Regions from separate parts of the Homo sapiens genome. Here regions 1, 3 and 4 are each linked to region 2. A link is an interaction called in ENCODE POLR2A ChIA-PET data of the cell type or tissue named here. Cell type or tissue: HepG2. All regions are shown on one strand. Each heading gives the region's core, and the rest is flanking DNA. Links, peaks and the distances in the headings are about the cores only. Region 1 has its middle 14 kb from the start of TOPBP1. Region 2 holds the start of TF (transferrin). Region 3 has its middle 20 kb from the start of TOPBP1. Region 4 has its middle 8.8 kb from the start of TOPBP1.

Region 1 (4,764 bases), core at 409-4,408, 71 kb after region 2:
CCTCAAGGTTCTAGAACCAGAAATACCATTTGACTCAGCAATCCCATTACTGGGTATATACCCAAAGGAATGTAAATCATTCTACTATAAAGACACATGCACACGTATATTTATTGCAGCACTATTCACAAGAGCAAAGACTAGGAACCAACCCAAATGCCCATCAATGATAGACTGGATTAAGAAAATGTGGCACATATATACCATGGAATACTATGCACCCATAAAAAAGGATGAGTTCATGTTCTTTGCAGGGACATAGATGAAGCTGGAAACCATCATTCTCAGCAAAATAACACAGGAACAGAAAACCAAATACCACATGTTCTCACTCATAAATGGGAGTTGAACAATGAGAATGCATGGACACAGGGAGGGGAAGAGCACACACCGGAGCCTGTTGGGAGGTGGGAGACTAGGGGAGGGATAGCATTAGGAGAAAAACCTAATGTAGATGACGGGTTGATGGGTGCAGCAAACCACCATGGCATGTGTATACCTATGTAACAAACCTGCATGTTCCGCACTTGTATCCCAGAACTTAAAGTATTATAATAAAAAAATTTTTTTTTTAAATTAGCTGGGCATGGTGATGCACACCTGTAGTCCCAGCTACTGAGGAGGGTGAGATAGGAGGATCGCTTGAGCCTAGGTGTTTGGGGTTGCAGTGAGCTATGATCACACCACTGCACTCCAGCCTAGGTGACAGAGACAGATCCTGTCTCTATAAAAAAGAAAAAAAAAGAAATGATTTTTGTTGTTGTGTTTTGTTTATTGTTTTTTGTTTTTGAGACAGAGTCTTGCTCTGTTGCCCAGGCTGGAGTGCAGTGGCGCAATCTTGACTCAACTGAAACCTCCGCCTCCCGGGTTCAAGCGATTCTCCTGCCTCAGCCTCCCGAGTAGCTGGGATCGCAGGCGCCCACCACCACGCCTGACTAATTTTTGTATTTTTAGTAGAGACACGGTTTCACCATCTTGGCCAGGCTGGTCTTGAACTCCTGACCTCGTGATCCACCCACCTCGGCTTCCCAAAGTGCGAGGATTGCAGGCGTGAGCCACCGTGCCCGGCCAATAAATGATTTTTAAAAGAAAGAGAAAGTGTGGGCAAGCAAGCTAAGCCAGAGTCAAGTAACCTAGACTAGGTCACTCACTAAAAGCACTGGCCATATGACAATTTAAAGCAGAGGTAATCAGAGCCCACTGTGAATATTTCAGACTGATCCTGAAACGGGAAAGCTGCTGATGCTCACCGAATAGAGAAAGTTCTTAAGCAAGGGCAAGAAGCTGAGAAAGGAGGTGGAGGCCAAGGTGGAGGTACAGGCTGTCTGAGCCCTTGGCTCCTGGCTCTTACAGGGCATACCAATAACTGCCCCCTTCCCTTTGGTCTTTTTTATTCAAGCTACTTTGCATTTTCTGTCATTTGCCACCAGAATAGTTCTTGTTTGACTAGAACACTGAGCTTTGAAGAAAGCGTATCCCAGACTCTGGCCTGGTCCAGCAGCCAAGAAGGAGGGAAGATGAATGAGGAGGCTGAAATGGGCAGCTCTTGTCTCTGGTTTATAAACACAGGGTGAATTGGGTAAATGAACTTTTGGTCAGAGCCTGACATTGCCAGGACGAGAGACAGAGGAAGAATAGCAGAAGCCCTACTCAAGAAGAATTTAGGAACGATCCCAGCGGGGCTGCACTCTGGGTTTCCTTGTGACTGCAGTTCAACTACAACTGTGCTCTGCCTTCCAGCCTTCCCTAGCCCCAGCAGAGCTCCCTGTGTGGCCCCACGTGGCCGTGCTGAGCCAGGGAGGGGCCACCACAGCATCCCCTTCCCTTCCTGCCTTCCTCTTGCTCTGCCCTTCACCCCTCACCCCACATAAGATACCCTACCCCAGAAATTATTTACAACAGCCTCAGACGTGACAGAACCAGGGCTGGACAGAACCAACAGTTGCTGAGCCAGGGAGGGCTCTTCACATGCATGAGTTCATTGACTTCGCATCACTCCCTTCCTCAAATCACCCCGCCAAGAGCCCTGGAGGAGCCCACCCTCGCAAAACAGGAAGGGGCCCCTTGCATTTATGTGCAGATTTTTACCGGTGTAACTCACCTGTGCCTAGAGCTCTGCATGCCACTAGATACAGTATCTCATTTTCACAGCAATTGTGTTTGTTGTGAAAACGCAATTATTAGTGAATGAAACCAGCTCAGAGATGTCAAGGGAGAGCTCAGAGTCACACAGCAGTGAGTGACAGGTGGATCTCATTCTATGGTGATAGTTTTTTCCCCTATATCTCTCTACCTCTCTGTTGTATGGTAAAAGTACTGGAAGCACTGTCCAGTTTGAGGCGAGAAAAACCCTTCTGGTTAGATGTTAGGCACACCTGACATGTGTCCTGCCTGCTCCTCCCCCTCACTTAATAATAACCCTTAAGCCCCAGGGGGAAAAAATCCCTTCTCTCCTCTAACCCCATTTCTTTCACTGTAAACGAGATCAACAGCCTCTAGTTCAGGGGTCATGAACTTATTCTGTCACGGGCTAAAGAGTAAATACTTTAGTCTCTGTGGCAACTCCTCAACTCTGACCTTGAAGCCTGTGAAAGTTGATCATACAGAAGTGGGTTATTTTTGTCATACCCAACTAAAACACAGTGAGAAGTCAGGGGCAAAAAAGCACTCAGGGCACATAGCACTGCTCCACATGTGAAATTCTTCGCAAGCCTGGCTGCTGAAACTGCCTGTTGTAAACTGAGACCAGGTGTAGTTAACAGCTGCTGAAACCTGCTGTGACTCGAAGGCTAATTTTACCTGTTATAGTCCCTCACTAGTCAGGATCTGCCAGTTCCCCAAAATTTTACTTTTGCCAATGAACTTTCTAGAAGAACATTTCTCCTTTCTATGAAACCTCCAATCTTCTCTTTGTCCTTTGGACATATAGAAGACCACCCAGTCTGTGTGTATGCTCAGAATTTCAATTCTTGCTTCCCAAATAAAATGTTTTAAACTTAGGGATATTTGACTTGGACAAGCCTGAAAGCTGTCATATAGACAATATTTAACCGAATGATCATGATTGCATTCTAATAAAATTTTATTTATGGACACTGAAATTTGAATTTTATATAATTTTCATGTCACATATATTGCTCTTTTGATTTCCCCCTCAATCTTTTTTTTTTTTTTTTTTTTTTTTGACAGAGTCTCACTCTGTCGGCCAGGCTGGAATGCAGTGGCGTGATCTCGGCTCACTGCAACCTCCCTCTCCTGGGTTCAAGAGATTCTCATGCCTCAGCCTCCGGAGTAGCTGGGACTACAGTCTCCCGCCACCACACCCGGCTAATTTTTGTATTTTTAGTAGAGACGGGGTTTCATCATGTTGGCCAGGCTGGTGTGGAACTCCTGACATCAGGTGATACACCGCCTCGGCCTCCCAAAGTGTCGGGATTACAGACCTGAGCCACCGCGTCTGGCCTTTCCCTTTCAACCATTTAAAGATGTGAAAAGCATTCTCTCATCTGGGTGTATACAACATCAAGCCGCAGACAGGATTTGGCCAGCTAGTCATAGTCTGCAATCCTCTCCCTAGTCAATGGGGTTTCTGCGAGGACCTAAGTGTCAGGTGCGCCGGCGTGGAGAAAGCACTTTCAGGGGTGCATCGCAGCCCCGCAGGCCCGCTGACTGTCCGGTTGTCGCGCAGGGTCCCGCTGTGACCGACCCGCTGCTTGCACCCAGTGCCTCCCCGGAGCACCTTGCAGCGCCGGCCCCCACCTCGACTCCCAGCGCTCACTTACTCAGGGCCCCGGCGCACAGCAGGGCGCAGATAGCGAGCCTCATTCTCCGTGGCTGGCGCGCGTCACCCACCCCACTCTCGCGCCTCGTCCGGCTTTACCCCGCCGGAGCAAGCAGCGCCTCTTGGGAAAGGTTCGCCCACCAGGGCTGATAGCCCTCGCCACTCCTCGCACTCCTCCCTTGGGGCAGCCAGCGAGCAGCTTGTGCCCTCCGTGGGACCGGAGGGCTGCAAGATGCAAGCCTCTCTCCCGCCCCCTTCCCAGCCCCGGGGTCTGCAAGGCTGCACTTCGGGGAAGGGGGCAGCACCCCGGAGCCTGAGCAGCTTCGGAGCGCACTAGTCTGGCCGCTTTACAACCCAGAGAGAGATCCGCGGGGGTTCCCAGGTGAGTTGCTATACGCAGGTTTCTGACCCCTGGACCCTCATCTAGCCCAGCAGCTCCTAAACGTCTCAAAAATACAAAAGCTTAGGGATTCGGGGGCTGTCCATAGGGTGAAAACCGTGGGCTCTTCCCCTGGAAAGCACGCGCTCTCATATACCCAACGTTTTGAACACAATTCTCAAGGATTCTCAGATTCTTCCTCCCAAATGGGTCTCCATCGAGAGAATGGACCACTCCTGGGTCCTCTCGGAAACTCTACCCAAATGACACTGTCCCCAGCAGCCCTCTGCTCCGGGAGGCCAAGGTCAGGTGAAGCGCTGAACCCAGAGAGGGCGGCCTCTCCTCGCCCCTGCAGCCCGATCCTGCTCAGGTCTGTGACTTCTGCCTGGGGAAAATCTGAATTTAAATACAATTTTAAGAACTTTTAATTAAAGTATAATAAATATGCATAGAACGTCACATGTTCTAAATAAATGTACGGCTTAATTATCATCAAATGAACACACCCACATAACCAGCACCCACATCAAGAAACAAAACGTTAACAAACAAAGCTGGCACAACCCCCTCCCACAAAGGTACCCATTATCTTGACTTCTAACAC
Region 2 (5,173 bases), core at 565-4,564:
CATGCATCACTCATCTTCCCAGTTGTGTATCAAAAGCTGCCAAAGAAGGTTATATAATAATTTTGATAGTGGGCATTCTTATTTATTTATTTATTTTGAGATGGAGCCTCACTCTGTCACCTAGGCTGGAGTGCAGTGGCAGGATCTTGGCTCACTGCAACCTCTGCCTCCCCGGTTCAAGTGATTCTCCTGCCTCAGCCTCCCAAGTAGCTGGGATTACAGGCATGCACCACCATGCCCAGCTAATTTTTATATTTTTTAGTAGAGATGGGGTTTCGCCATGTTGGCCAGGCTGGTCTCGAACTCCTGACCTCAGGTGATCCACCTGCCTCAGCCTCCCAAAGTGCTAGGATTTCAGGCATGAGCCACCGCGCCCAGCCTGATAGCAGGCATTCTTATATTTTCGCCAAGTTCAGAGAACCTAGGGTCTCAAAACAGTCACCCTTGCGTCTACTGTGTCTGGAAAGCAAAAGTTAATGTGCTTTTTGACTTTTGCTTTCCAGACACATTAAAGAAAACCTCCCCATTTCCACTTTTGAAGTGATTTTAGTAAGTCAAGGTTGACTGCCCCATATATCAGCCTCCTACCTGTGAGTAAAGAATTGTTCCAAAGTGACTGGAAACAGAGAAAGTATGGCTTTCTTCCACTCTCTTTTAGGCAGCAGCGACTTACCGCAATGGCCCTGATGCAATCAAGGTAGGAGGCTTTCTTCACACAAGCAACACTGGGACCATCGGATGGAATGACGCTTTTCATATGGTCGCGGAAACTCTGGCACTTAGTGGCCTCATGCTCCGACACTGCACACCATCTCACAGTTTTATCAGGGACAGCCAGACACAGCCCTGGGGGAGAGAGGCCAGAGGTGGAAGGGCCCACTCCCTATGCTGAGGGAGAGACAGCATCGCCCCTAGAAAGGCCTTGACAGCCACATCCCCTCAGTCCTGTCCTCCTCTCACTCCTGTCCATGAACACTACAGGGCACAAGTTCTACTGCATTCTGAGTCTGAGCCAATAGAAGGTTGCCCTAATGGCCTCCCAGTTTCCTACTGACCACCCTCTGCTGGCCAGAGGGGTGCAGGCATGGCCATCACCTCCCAGCTGGAGATGACAATCTGCTCCTCTGTATCCGCCTTGTCTCCTCCCATCACTGTCCTGGCCCCTGGCCCCCCATGGAACATAAGCCTCAGTATGCACAGGGCGTTTTCAGCTACCCCAACACATTGGCTTGCTACCTCAACTATGGAAAACCAGCGGGGGAGGAATTGCCATCTTTTTGAGAAGAGGGAGTGAGACTCAGAGAATGATGCCTTTTTTTTTTTTTAACCCAAGGTCACCCTGCTTGTCGTTGGCCAAGCCAGGCCTAGAATCTGGGTCTCCAGACTCTGGGTCTGCTACTCAGGGCACAAAAGAAGAAAACATTCTGAGTTACACCCCTTCTTGGCCAGTAGTTGAGGGTAAATTAACGAAAAGAATTAATTTGTCTGTAACTCTTGTCTGTTGCTCTCTGTTTAGGAAGAACTAAAAACTCCACAAATTCAACAGTCTCCCCTCTGTCTCCACTGAACTATCCCTCCATTTTCACCACACTTTTTGGCTGCCATTCACAAAAAAAGCTGAAGCCAGCCATGGGTAACTATTAAAATCCATGTGGTTGCAGAGACAGCATCCCTATCACATGAGCTTTTGCCCTGTCCCCAAGGCCCTCTGTCATCTCCACTCCTTGTGGGCCACCACAGCAAGGCTGACTCACTGGCTCTGAAGAAGATCCACAAAGCCTGTGGAGAGGAGGCCCACAGCTCTCCAGGATGCATGAGGAGGGGCCACCAGGGATGGCCACCCCAGCGACCCCCATTTTCCCTCTTGGCCCATGGGAAATCCTAGGAGGCAACATAAGCCTGTGGCAGCCCCTCCACAAAGCCCTGCCTCCAGAGTTCCCATAGGCGAGAATGTGTCCTCAGTGGAGCATTACCTTGCACAGCCTGTGAAGTGCTCTGTGCGGGGATAAAGGCAAGTAACGTGGGGTCCTCTCTCAAGGAATTGCTAGCTTATGGGGAGAGAAAACTAAACGTGGAAGCCCCAACAGTGTGACAAATGCCCCATGAATGGCAGGCAGAAGTTAGAGTATGAAGGGGGCCCCACCTCAGGAGGTCGGGGAGTGTGGCGTCAGCCACTGCCCCATAGCAGGATGTGTGCAACATCTGCCACTGGTACTCAGCATCTGCCACCTCGCTGACCCTCATTTGACCCTCCCAGGCAAGTGCTGTGATGACCCCCTCCCTGGTGAGGAGCCGGCCAGGACTTGGATCCAAGAAGTCTGGCTTCAAACCCCATGCTCTGACCGCTCGATGGCACCGCTTCCTTGGCAGGACATCTACAGCTCCCAGGGCACCCAGGGGACATCAGCCTCTGAAAGGGGAATGGTCAGACCCGGGAGGCCTTGAATGCCATGCTAAGGAGTTCGGACTTGACAAGAGGCAGCAGCAAAGGGTTTTGATAACCTGGTTAGACGTGCTCTGATTTATTGTATTTCACTGCTGCAAGATTTACTGGACAAAGAGGAGGAGGGGGAGAAGACAGTGAGTGCAGTGAAAGGTGTCTAGAAGCCCAAGCAAAGGCCAGGGGTGGGGCGTAGAGAGGCAATGGAAAGGCACCCAGACACCCAGGCTTCCAGCCTGAGCGCGGAGTGCATGCAGGCTGCGCGGTGGCCGCCCGGGTTGCAGGGAACGCGCGGGCCAGCGACTCTGCGGTGCTACCCCGTGCCCGCACTCACCCAGGACGGCGCAGACCAGCAGGGCTCCCACGGCGAGCCTCATCTTCCGGGTGCGGCGCTGAGCAGCGAGCACAGTCGGACTCGCTTCTGTGCAGCCTCCGGCGCCCCGCGTCCCTTTATTCCATTCCCGGCCTGGGCGGGCTGGGCGCAATCTTTGACCTCCCGTGTTTGTGCAGCCGGGTTGCCCAATCGCCCCTCTCCCAACCCCCCTTCCTTACTCGTCCCACTGATCACCTCATTTTCTGAGCTCTGGAGACGACCCGCGAGTGGAAGGAGTCCAGCACAGAAATGTTGATGGGAAGGGACATGAAGCACAATGCAGCCATTGTCATCGCGGCTCGCTCGGTGCCAGGAGCGGCTACGGCGGGCTGGGAGCCGGGGGGCTCTGCTCCTGACTCCAGGGCTGCAGAGCTGGTCCGTGCCACCAGTCCTATCTGCGCAGTCCACAGAGGAAGACTCCGAGGCTGGAGAGGGAAAAGAACTGCGCCCAGACCCCACACTAGAACTGCAGAATGACAGGCAAAGCCCCTTTTGGGGGAGGATGCAGGAGAAACAAGCTGGGCTCAAGGTCAAAGACAGACTCAGCACCTTTTGCTCCCCACCAGGTGTCCCTCGAAATCCTGCTCCTGGGCTCTCAAAGGTCCCCCACGGAGGAGCTGCTCCCTCTTCCTGCCCCGCTGAGCTCAGGCTCCTGGGCTGGAAAACTTCCCGCCCTCAAGCTTCCTGTGGGACACCTTAGACTAGGGACAGAGTCATAGGGGAAGATGAACTCCCTCCAACAAGAAGGTTCCAGGAACATGGTCAAGACACTGTGAGGCTCAGAACAAAGTGTCATCTTAGCACAAAGCAAGCGGCCCAGTGGACGGTGTGGCCTGTTCTTACAGCCTGGGGCCACCATGTCCCCCTCTAGTCGATGAGTCTCCTAACCAGTTTAATTACACATCCTTATCATGAAAAATATTGAACTTGTGCCTTCTATATGCTTATATTTTAACTAAAAAATGTGTACACTTCAATCATGCACAAGGAATAGAAATTTGTAAAAGGATGAGCTAAAGATGAAACTCATTTTCAAATGTCGTTTTGCTTATGCGGCCTTATACAGGATTATTATCTCAAGGCATAATATACTTGGGGAAAGGTCAAGATTCCTTCCACGAAGTGTAAATCCAGACTTCAGAGATTTTGCCAAAAGTTACTTCTTATCCAACCTGACCAGATGGTCATTCATTCTGTCTCATGTTTTAGTTGACCAAGCTCATATCAAGCCTAGTGGACACGTCAGGTCAGTCATTTGATTTTTGTTCACTTGTTTTTGTGTTGTCAGAATTGTCTCCTAATTCTAGTTTCTTTGTAAGAATCTTTTTAAGGCATGTGTGCATCTCGTGAAGGTTGGAGTTAAAGCCAGATTATCTAATCTGTACATCCGTTTAACTGGGCACATACAAACCACAAAGTATGGAAATAAAAATGCCAAAACAAAGGGCAGGGTCGGCACTCCCCTTTTCACCTTTAGCATTGTGAGGTGAACCCCATCTTCCCTTAGGACACCTGAAAGGCTCCATCTGTCATGACTGCAGACTCAGGTGGGAGATAGGGCCAATTCACACATTCAATATGAATGAATGATAATTTGTTAATCTTTTGCAATAACAATAAATATAACTGGAAGTTAGATTATGTTCTCCCACACTCCAAAAGATTATCTCATATGCAAAGGGGTTACATACCTCCCACTTTAGAGTCCACTACAGAAGCTTTCTGTTTACAGTGAGGACAGAAGTCAAGTCTGGCTTTCCCAACACATCAGCCTCACCAGCGAGGGAGAGTGACCACTGCTGCCCTGTCTTACTCCCCCCTTGCCCGTCCACGGGCCCCTTGTGCTTGAGCCATAGGGAAAGAAGACTGTTAGCATGAGGGCCATATTCCTACTGCCCCTGCAGCAGGCTCTAGGCAGTGGTCTGGATTCATTTGGAGACCTTGAGGTAAGGATGTGAGATGAGCAGGAAAAGTCAGGGGCAAGGCTAACTGGAAGGCACCCAGCAGAGCAGCATGCACACATACAGCTGATGCATGGACAGGCCCTGTAGTAAGCTTGCAGGGTCTGCCAGAGAGCAGGAAGTGCAGTTACGAAAGGTTGAGCCCATGCCACAAACTCAGGGAAGCTCAACGCAGGGCATGGAAAGAAGATGGTCAGTGATTCTCCTTTTCTGGAGCCCATCTACATTCGTAGACTAAGCCCCGCTGAGGCCAGTCCTCCAGCCACAGGCCCATAGCCTAGCCAGAGCCCCTCAGCAGGGAGCAACTACCTACTGGCCAGGCTGAGTCCTCTCCAGAGCAGCCAGCTCTATGCCCTGTCCTCAGAAGGGTCCTTTGAGTCCAAGCCCAAGACAGGTGCT
Region 3 (5,173 bases), core at 1,080-5,079, 66 kb after region 2:
TCTGCCTTCATTTCATTATGTACCCAGTAGTCATTCAGGAGCAGGTTGTTCTGTTTCCATGTAGTTGAGCAGTTTTGAGTGAGTTTCTTAATCCTGAGTTCTAGTTTGATTGCACTGTGGTCTGAGAGATAGTTTGTTATAATCTCTGTTCTTTTACATTTGCTGAGTAGAGCTTTACTTCCAACTATGTGGTCAATTTTGGAATAAGAGCGATGTGGTGCTGAGAAGAATGTATATTCTGTTGATTTGGGGTGGAGAGTTCTGTAGATGTCTATTAGGTCTGCTTGGTGCAGAGCTGAGTTCAAGTCCTGGATATCCTTGTTAACTTTCTGTCTCGTTGATCTGTCTAATGTTGACAGGGGGGTGTTAAAGTCTCCCATTATTATTGTGTGGGAGTCTAAGTCTCTTTGTAGGTCTCTAAGGATTTGCTTTACGAATCTGGGTGCTCCTGTATTGGGTGTGTATATATTTAGGATAGTTAGCTCTTCTTGTTAAATTGATCCCTTTACCATTATGTAACGGCCTTCTTTGTCTCTTCTGATCTTTGTTGGTTTAAAGTCTGTTTTATCAGAGACTAGGATTGCAACCACTGCTTTTTTTTTGTTTCCCATTTGCTTGGTAGATCTTCCTCCAGCCCTTTATTTTAAGCCTATGTGTGTCTCTGCATGTGAGATGGGTCTTCTGAATACAGCACACTGATGGGTCTTGACTCATCCAATTTGCCAGTCTGTGTCTTTTAATTGGAGCATTTAGCCCATTTACATTTAAGGTTCATATTGTTATGTGTGAATTTGATCCTGTCATTATGATGTTAGCTGGTTATTTTGCTCGTTAGTTGATGCAGTTTCTTCCTAGCTTTGATGGTCTTTACAATTTGGCATGTTTTTGCAGTGGCTGGTACCGGTTTTTCCTTTCCATGTTTAGTGCTTCCTTCAGGAGCTCTTGTAAGGCAGGCCTGATGTTGACAAAAGCTCTCAGCATTTGCTTGTCTGTAAAGGATTTTATTTCTCCTTCACTTAGGAACCTTAGTTTGGCTGGATATGAAATTCTGGGTTGAAAATTCTTTTCTTTAAAAATGTTGAATATTGGCCCCCACTCTCTTTTGGCTTGTAGAGTTTCTGCCGCGAGATCAGCTGTTAGCCTGATGAGCTTCCCTTTGTGGGTAACCCAACCTTTCTCTCTGGCTGCCCTCAACATTTTTTCCCTCATTTCAACTTGAATCTGACAATTATGTGTCTTGGAGATGCTTTTCTTGAGGAGTATCTTTGTGGCATTCTCTGTATTTCCTGAATTTGAATGTTGGCCTGCCTTGCTAGGTTGGGGAAGTTCTCCTGAATAATATCCTGAAGAGTGTTTTCCAACTTGGTTCCACTCCCCGTCACTTTCAGGTACACCAATCAGACGTAGATTTTGTCTTTTCACATAGTCCCATATTTCTTGGAGGCTTTGTTCGTTTCTTTTTACTCTTTTTTCTCTAAACTTCTGTTCTCACTTCATTTCATTCATTTGATCTTCAATCACTGATACTCTTTCTTCCACTTGATCGAATTGGCTACTGAAGCTTGTGCATGCGTCACGTAGTTCTCGTGCCATGGTTTTCAGCTCCATCAGGTCATTTAAGGTCTTCTCTATGCTGTTTATTCTAGTTAGCCATTCATCTAACCTTTTTTCAAGGTTTTTAGCTTCTTTGCAATGGGTTTGAACATCCTTCTTTAGCTCGGAGAAGTTTATTATTACCGATTGTCTGAAGCCTTCTTCTCTCAACTCGTCAAAGTCATTCTCTGTCCAGCTTTATTCCGTTGCTGGTGGGGAGCTGCATTCCTTTGGAGGAGAAAGGGTGCTCTGATTTTTAGAATTTTCAGCTTTTCTGCTCTGGTTTCTCTCCATCTTTGTGGTTTTATCTACCTTTGGTCTTTGATGATGGTGACGTACAGATGGGGTTTTGGTGTTGATGTCTTTTCTGTTTGGTAATTTTCCTTCTAACAGTCAGGACCCTCAGCTGCAGGTCCATTGGAGTTTGCTGGAGGTCCACTCCAGACCCTGTTTGCCTGGGTATCACCAATGGAGCCTGCAGAACAGCAAATATTGCAGAACGGCAAATGTTGCTGCCTGATCATTCCTCTGGAAGCTTCGTCTCAGATGGGCACCTGGCCATATGAGGTGTCAGTCAGCCCCTACTGGGAGGTGCCTCCCAGTTAGGCTACTCGGGGGTCAGGGACCCACTTGAGGAGGCAGTCTGTCCATTCTCAGATCTCAAACTCCATGCTGGGAGAACCACTACTCTCTTCAAAGCTGTCAGACAGGGATGTTTAAGTCTGCAGAAGTTTCTTTTGTCTTTTGTTCAGCTGTGCCCTGCCCCCAGAGGTGGAGTCTACAGAGGCAGGCAGGCCTCCTTGAGCTGCAGTGGGCTTCACCCAGTTCGAGCTTCTGGGCCACTTTGTTTACCTACTCAAGCCTCAGCAATGAGGGGCGCCCCTCCCCCAGCCTCACTGCTGCCTTGCAGTTCAATCTCAGACTGTTGTGCTAGCAATGAGCGAGGCTCCATGGGTGTAGGACCCTCTGAGCCATGTGTGGGATATAATCTCCTGGTGTGCCGTTTGCTAAGACCTTTGGAAAAGCTCAGTATTAGGGTGGGAGTGACCCGATTTTCCAGGTGCCGTCTGTCACGGCTTCCCTTGGCTAGGAAAAGGAATTCCCCAACCCCTTGCACTTCCCAGGTGAGGTGATGTCTCACCCTGCTTCGGGTCATGCTCCGTGGGCTGCACCGACTGTCCTGCACCCACTGTCCAACAAGACCCAGTGAGATGAACCTGGTACCTCAGTTGGAAATGCAGAAATCACCTGTCTTCTGCGTAGCTCACGCTGGGAGCTGTAGACTGGAGCTGTTCCTATTTGGCCATCTTGGAACCTCAGATCCTAGTCAGTATCTTAACTTCGGTGACTCAAAGCTTACATGGTACTAATTGTGGGGGCATTAAAATCAGTGACTTTAGTTCACTGGCATTGGAAGCTGCAATAATTAGTGTAGAGAGCACTAGAAAGGCAAAATGCTGTTTACAAATCTGTAGTATTTAGGCAAAACGTTATTTAAATGAACTCTAGAAGGTGAAGTTTACAATAATAACAGCTACCATTTTTGGCTGAGCCCCCATATGTCAGGCAGTGTGCCAAGCACGTTTCTTTCCTCTAATTTTCACAGTTATTATCATACCCTGTTTTAGAGATGAGATTTTTTAAAAAAACTGTCAGGGAATTAAATAACTGGAGTTCAGCTTAATATTTGAACCATCTGGGTCTGTTTGACTCCGAAACCTATACTGCCTTTTAACTGTCTATAGGTAGGAAATATTAAAAGAAATAGTACAGAAGATGCCAAATTACCTTACACAGAATCCCATGCCAGTGATGAAAGGGACAAATAGAGCCCTTCAAATTTACTTGAAAACATCTTCAGTAGTAGCAAGACAGGGTAAGAAGCACAACCAAGGGAGTAGAATTATGCAGGCCATGTGCCTTTGTGTGGAATGTCAAGATAAGGCCTTTTTTAGAAGTCAGCATTTTCAGTCACCACTGTACTTATGTCAAAAAAAAAAAAAGAAAAGAAAAGAAATAAAAGGTGGAGAGTAGCTGGATGCCATACTGTGTGCCTACAATCCCAGCTGCTAGGGAGGTTGAGGCTGAAGGATTGTTTGAGCCCAGGGAGTCTGAGACCAGCCTGGGCAACATAGTGAGACTTGTCTCTACAAAAAATACAAAATTAGTTAGGTGTGGTGGCATGTGCCTGTAGTTCCAACTACTCAGGAGGCTGAGGTGGGAGGATCTCTTGAGTCCAGGAGGTCGAGACTGCAGTGAGCCATGATTGTGCCACTGCTCTCCAGCCTGGGCAACAGAGGGAGAACCTATAACTCCAAAAAAGAAAGAAAAAAAAGAAAAAGAAAAAAAAGTGTGAGTAAAAGCCAGGAAGCCTCCCATCATTTAAAAAAAATGGAGAAAAATTTCACATAGAAACATCATAAAAGACTATATATGGATACAGGAATGGCCAATAAGAACATGAAAGATCCTCACATCATGAGTCCCCAGAGAAATGTAATTAAAATCACATAGAGATTGATTTCACTACATACCTATTAGAATGCATACCTATTAGAATGGCTAACTGTGAAAAGACTGACACCACCAAGCACTGGCAGGACATGGTGCAGCTGAAATTCTTATATGCTGCTGGTGGGAATGTAAAATGGCACAACTACTCAAAGTCAAGTTGAACATACACTTACCAGTATGACCCAGTAATTCTAGATATTTAACCAAAAGAAATGAAAATACATGTCCTCCCAAAGACTTGTCCACTAATGTTCATGCAGCTTTATTCATAATAGCCCCAAATGGGAGACAATCTAAACATCCATCAACAAGTGAATGGGTGAATAAGCTGTGGTAAAGCCATTCAATAGAGTACTACCCAATAATAAAAAGCAATGAAGCATGCTACACACAAGAACATGGATGAATCTCAATACAATTATGCTGAGTAAAAAAAAAAAAAAAAAAAAAAAAGCCAAACAAAGCACAATATACTGTATGATTCCACTTAGGTGAAATCCTAGAAAAGACGAAACTTATCTATAGTGGCAGAAAGTAGGAATGACTGGGGGCATTTTGCGGGTGATGAAAATGTCATTTATCTTGGTGATAATTACGTGGATAGTTATATTTGCGAAGATTCACTGAACTATATGTATACTTTAACTGAGTGCATAGTATTATACTACAGGTAAATCATACATCAATAAAAATGACTTAAAGGCCAGGTGCAGTGGCTACCACCTATAATCCCAACACTTTGGGAGGCTGAGGCAGAAGAATCACTTCAGCCCAGGAGTTTGAGACTAGCCTGGGCAAGATGGTGAGACTCCATCTCTATAAAAATTTAAAAAATTAAAAGTTAGCTGGGCTGGCCGGGTGTGGTGGCTCATGTCTGTAATCCCAACACTTTGGGAGGCTGAGGCGGGTGGATCATGAGGTCAGGAGATCGAGACCAGCCTGACCAACATGGTGAAACCCCATCTCTACTAAAAACACAAAAATTAGCCAGGTGTGGTGGTGCCCACCTGTAATCCCAGCTACTCAGGAGGCTGAAGCAGGAGAATCGCTTGAACCCGGGAGGTGG
Region 4 (5,173 bases), core at 344-4,343, 76 kb after region 2:
TATATGAATAAGGTCAGTTTTGTTTTTTCCTTTCAGATCCTTAGGAATCTCTTTCCTCTTGACTTACTGCACTGGCTAGAACTCACATTACATTCTACTACATGTCTTTTCGTGCACTTAGGGATGCATCACTGCAGGGTTTCCCCATACATCATGAAGTAGATGTACGTTCAGCTTTAATAGTTACTGCCGAACTATTAATACAAAATTGAGTAGAAGGGTGATAGGGAAAGTTTTCAATAATTCTCCATTATGCAAAATTTTTGCTGGTGTTTTGTTTTGTTTTAAATATTATTAACCATATTAAGGAACTTTCCTTCCTTCCTGGGTTGCCTAAATTTTTTAAAAATCATGAATGGGTATTGCATTTTGTCAAGTATTTTTTCTGCACCTAAGATACTCATATGATTCCCTTTTCTTTTATATTAATGTGGTAAACTTCTCTTATTCTCTTTTTTCTTTCTTTTTCTTTCTCTTTCTCTCTTCTTTCCTTTTTCTGTCCCCCTCCCCTTCCCTCCCCTCCCCTTCCTTTCCCTCCCCTTCCCCTCCCTTCCCTCTTGCTTGGGTCCTGCTCTATTGCCCAGGCTGGAGTGCAGCTGTGGGATCATAGTTCAGTGAAGGCTCCACCTCCTAGGCTCAAGTGATCCTCCCTCCTCAGCCTCCCAAGTAGCTGGGGCTACAGCAGTGCACCACCACGCTGGACTCCTTTAATTGATTTTTAAATGTTGAACTACTCTTACATTCCTGGAATAAACCCCACTTGGCTATTACGTATAACATTTTTTTACATATTGCTGAACTTGATTACTTTTTTTTTTTTTTTTAGGATTTTTTGCATTTGTGTTCGTGAGAGAAATCATTCTGCAGGTTTCTTTATCTTAATGTCACTAAAAGTTTGGTTGCAAGGTTTTAATTGCTCATAAAATTAATTGGAATATGTTACTTCTTTTCTTATTCTCTGGAAGATACTGTGTAAGAATAGCATTCTTTCTTTCTTAAATGTTCGGAAGGCCTCACCAGTGAAGCCACCTGTGTTTAGAGTTTTACTTGTGGAAAAGTTTTTGATAACAGATTGAGTTTCTTAAATAGCTAGAGAAATATCCAGATTTTATGATCCTTCAAGTTTCAATATTGGTAAGTTTTTTGTTAAAGAAATTTGTCCATTTTATCTAATTTTCAAATTTATTGATATAAAATCATTCATGATCTTATCCTTTGACATTTTTAGTATATGGTATTTAGTATTTTCATTGCTGATATTAGTGATTTATGTTTACTACTTTCCTTGATTAGTATTGCCAGGATTTTACCTATTTCATTAATCTTTTCAGAGAATCAACCTTGGCTTTGCTGTTTTTCTCTATTGTACATTCATTTATTGTTTCATTGATTTCTGCTCTGTTGACTTTGAATTTTGGTCTTTCTCTAGCTTCTTTATTCTTTCTTTCCTTCTTCTCCTTTTTCTTCTTCTTCTTTTTTTTTTTTTTTCTTTTGACAGAGTCTCACTCTATCGCCCAGGCTGGAGTGAAGTGGCAAGATTGCGGCTCATTGTAACCTCCGCCTCCTGGGTTCAAGTGATTCTCCTGGCTCAGCCTCCTGAGTAGCTGGGATTACAGGCATTAGACAGAGCACCCGGGTAATTTTTATTTATTTTTATTTTTTAGTGGAGATGGAGTTTCACCATATTGTTCAGGCCAGTCTCGAACTCCTGGCCTCAAGTGATCTGCCTGCCTTGGCCTCCCAAAGTGCTGAGATTACAGCTGTGAGCCACCATGCCTGGCCTCTCTTGCCTTTTTTTTTCTTTTAAGGCAGTTAAGGTCACTGATTTTTCAGCCTCTCTTCTCTATTACATGTGATAAAGGCTATAAATTTGCCTATAAGTATTCCTTTTCTTGATATATTATAACTTCATGGTTATTCAGTTCAAAATATATTCTAATTTTATTGTGATTTCTTATTCAACTCATGGTTTATTGAGAAATGTATTGCTTGATTATCCAGGTGGGCCAATATCCTCACAAGGGTTCTTTAAATGTAGAAGCAGAGCCTCCAGAAAGGAACTCAGCCCTGCTGACATCTTGATTTAAGCCCAGTGAGATCCACTTCAGACTTCTGACCTCCAAAACTGTAAGATATTAAGTTTTGTTACAGTAGTAACAGGAACCTCATATACTTGATATATTTATTGGAGCCTCTTCAAGGTGTGGCATTATCTTTTTATCTCCCATTCCATGGAACTTCAAATTGTGCCAAGTATCTTAAGGAGAAAACTGGCCCTTTGTCAAGCTTAGTTCTCTGCTCCTCCCTTCTCAATGGGATCTTGCCTCCACTTCTGTTTTTCCAGCCCTGAGACTGCCATCAGTTCGGCTGGCTTCTCTGTAAGCCAGCAGTGACCCTCTGCTCAGGTAAAGCCAGATTCCCCCTGGCCATGTGCCGAGTGGTTCATCTTTAACTGTCCTGGCTCTCCCTTCACTTACTCATACATTTGAAAGGAAATAGGATCTATGAGCGCAGAGATCACTTTTTTCTTGTCCAACATTCTAACACAAGGTTGGAAAATACTGTCTGCTATAGTATTGGGCTCAAAAAATCAAACAGATCAATAAATGCACACAAATGTCTCAAAAGTGGGTTGAGCAATCTCCTATGCAGGCCTATGGACAAAAACCAAATAAAGTCCAGAGGTGATCATTCCTTCTAAGGTTAATTATTCACCTAAAACTAACACAGCCTAAATCCAATAGCAGCCACTGTGCCCCCGACCCTAGATTAGATCAAACTCTGAAAACTTCGTGTGTACTGGGACAAAGTGATATTGCAAAGATAGGACATCCAAAGTGCTAAAGTCATTTCTGTGCTTTGGTACAGGCTCTCATAAATAGCAAAGCAGAAGGTTAGATGCTTGTATGGTGGAAAACAGTTTTAAAACTTCACGGCAAAGATGGTCTTTGGAAAACTTGGGATTTATAGATTTATTAGTGTGTACCAGGCATTGTACTAAGTGCTTCCCAAATGTTAAATGATAGTAACCCCATAAGGCTATTGCCATCCTCTTTTTGTACAGAGAGACAGTGAAGCACAGAAAGGTTAACCAGTGACTTGCCCAAGGTCAGGTAGCTAGTAGGTGTCCAAGCTGGCATTCAAACTAGGCAGCCTGCTTCCATAGTCCATGCTGTTTCTCATGTGGCCTCTGACATTTGTCTCTGGAGCAATTTCACACTTTCCCCTTTCCAAGGCATCTTGAAGTAATAACGGCATGGGGCACCATGTTTGTTTAAACTGTTTCCAAGTTCAGAATTGGTTGGATTTAACTGTCCTGGCTCTCCCTTCACTTATTCATACATTTGAAAGGAAATAGGGTCTATGAGGGCAGAGATCAAATTTTCTTGCCCAACATTCTAATATAAGGTTGGAAAATAGTGTCTCACAAATAGCACTAACTGCTATAATAGCAAAGCTCCAAAATCTTAATGGTTTAACACAATAGGAGTTGACCTCTTAGTAACATAAAGCCCATCTGGCAGCAATCGTGGTGATTTGTTAGGGTGGGAGTGGGGAGTTCACTTTCATAGCTCCATTCAGTCATTCAGAGATCCAGGCTGAGAGAGGTTCTGCCATTTTCAACACATGGCTTCCAAGATTGCTCTGTGTGTTGATATTCAAATGACAGAATAAGGAAGAGCGTGGAAGGTAGTGCAAGAAATTTCCTTGGATCAAGCTCGGATGTGACAAACATCACTTCTACCTATATTCTATTGGCCATAACTCAGTCCCATGACCCCACCAATTGTAAAGAGGATGGGAACCATAGTCTCTGGCTAGGAAACTACTTCTCAGCAACAGCAAAACACTATGAAAGGGGAGCACATGTCTGGGGTCTTTTGTCTTAGTTTGAGCAGACCCAGAAAACAGACTTTTAGACAAGCCTTCTCAGATGTTTTATTTGACAAGTAAAGAAACACAGGCAAGACAGTAGAGATGTGGCTGGGCACGGTGGCTTATGCTTGCAATCCCAGCACTTTGGGAGGCCTAGGTGGGTGGATCGCCTGAGGTCAGGAGTTTGAGACCAGCCTGGCCAATATAGTGAAACCCCGTCTCTACTAAAAATACAAAAAATTAGCCAGGTGTGGTCGCAGGCACCTGTAATCCCAGCTACTCGGGAGGTCAAGGCAAGAAAATCGCTTGAACCCGGGAGGCGGAGGTTGCAGTGAACTGAGATCGCGCCATTGCACTCCACCCTGGACAACAGAGCAAAACTCCGTCTCAGAAAAAAAAAGAAAAAAGAAAATAGAGATGTGAGACAGGGAGAAAGGCATCCAAAGAATGTGTTAACAAGTCAGATGCCACTGTGGACACTGGGACTTAATTCCCCTGAGGAAACTATGAGAGTCAGAGTGGATGTCCCATCCACGGGACATGCAAACAAGGGTTTTTGTGCACCAACTCCTGTCAGCCATCATTTAAGGGGTTTTTTTCCCTATAGGTCATAAATCCTCTAGCCCTCTGGCCTACTGTGCAGGTGGCAGAGCAGATTCCTGGTGCCAGAGAATGCCTTCATGCAATGAACACAGATGCTGGCAGCTGGAAGTTTCCTAATGTGCATGAGTGCTAAGGGTGAGGGGGTATGGGTGGGACACTAAGGGTTTCTACATGGTCTCTGCCAGAATCCAGACATGTTTTTTTCCCTCCCTGCCCAAGCACACATCTGCTACACACTGGGGAATGGGGAGGCACAAACAGAATAACAACAATAAAACTCCCTTTCAGAAAAGGGAGGAGTGGAGACCCATAGCCATCATTGGTCAGTATCAATTTTGAAGTTGGGCAGGCACTAGGAGGCTCTCGATTGGGGGTTCTGATTAGATCAGATTCTGTTCTGTGACAGGAGCTCCTTTGCTCGTTGCTCTCCAGGATCCCTGGTACCTCCTTCTGGGAGGATCTTCATTTTCTATTACCCTCTCTATCCATATCTGAATACTGAGGAGTTTGTGCTCCTTGGGGCTGTATGACTTTCCACCTACTTGTGCTGCGAAAATTTGAGGATTAAATCAAAGTCTGAATACTCCAGGTTTCTGGTTGGGTTCAGAAAGCAATTATCTCAAAATGTTCGTAACCTTCAGATCTATTTGGTTCCAGTCAGTTTCACGTGGTAATTGTCAACCTCACACATACA

Evidence for each region. ChIA-PET counts read pairs that join two places held together with the same protein. Peaks named below come from ENCODE experiments on the same cell type or tissue, not always from the same donor. Only the 100,000 strongest peaks of a DNase experiment are listed, where the experiment ranks them.
Region 1: POLR2A ChIA-PET joins it to region 2 with 15 read pairs; 5 of 35 experiments call an interaction of 5 or more read pairs at or near these places.
Region 3: POLR2A ChIA-PET joins it to region 2 with 10 read pairs; 5 of 35 experiments call an interaction of 5 or more read pairs at or near these places.
Region 4: POLR2A ChIA-PET joins it to region 2 with 42 read pairs; 5 of 35 experiments call an interaction of 5 or more read pairs at or near these places.

The regions. Positions count from the first base shown.
Region 1 is chr3:133,673,663-133,678,426 of GRCh38, reverse strand. It overlaps a transcript of TF not described here. Among named protein-coding and RNA genes, the nearest start is that of TOPBP1, 14 kb to the right of the region's middle. RefSeq lists an enhancer at 3,288-3,818. In HepG2, for the core only: no CTCF peak of the experiment used is centred there; a DNase peak (open chromatin) is centred at 2,576; H3K4me3 peaks cover 810 bases.
Region 2 is chr3:133,744,085-133,749,257 of GRCh38, reverse strand. It overlaps TF (transferrin), which reads right to left and starts at 2,865. Exons shown (of 17, transcript NM_001063.4): 1 at 2,775-2,865; 2 at 674-846. The coding sequence starts at 2,817. In HepG2, for the core only: a CTCF peak has its summit at 1,074 (motif pointing left); DNase peaks (open chromatin) are centred at 1,037 and 3,027; H3K4me3 peaks cover 3,283 bases; H3K27me3 peaks cover 310 bases.
Region 3 is chr3:133,678,957-133,684,129 of GRCh38, reverse strand. It overlaps a transcript of TF not described here. Among named protein-coding and RNA genes, the nearest start is that of TOPBP1, 20 kb to the right of the region's middle. In HepG2, for the core only: no CTCF peak of the experiment used is centred there; no DNase peak of the experiment used is centred there.
Region 4 is chr3:133,668,111-133,673,283 of GRCh38, reverse strand. It overlaps a transcript of TF not described here. Among named protein-coding and RNA genes, the nearest start is that of TOPBP1, 8.8 kb to the right of the region's middle. RefSeq lists a cis regulatory region at 2,702-2,715 and an enhancer at 2,637-2,781. In HepG2, for the core only: no CTCF peak of the experiment used is centred there; DNase peaks (open chromatin) are centred at 2,623 and 3,123; H3K4me3 peaks cover 379 bases.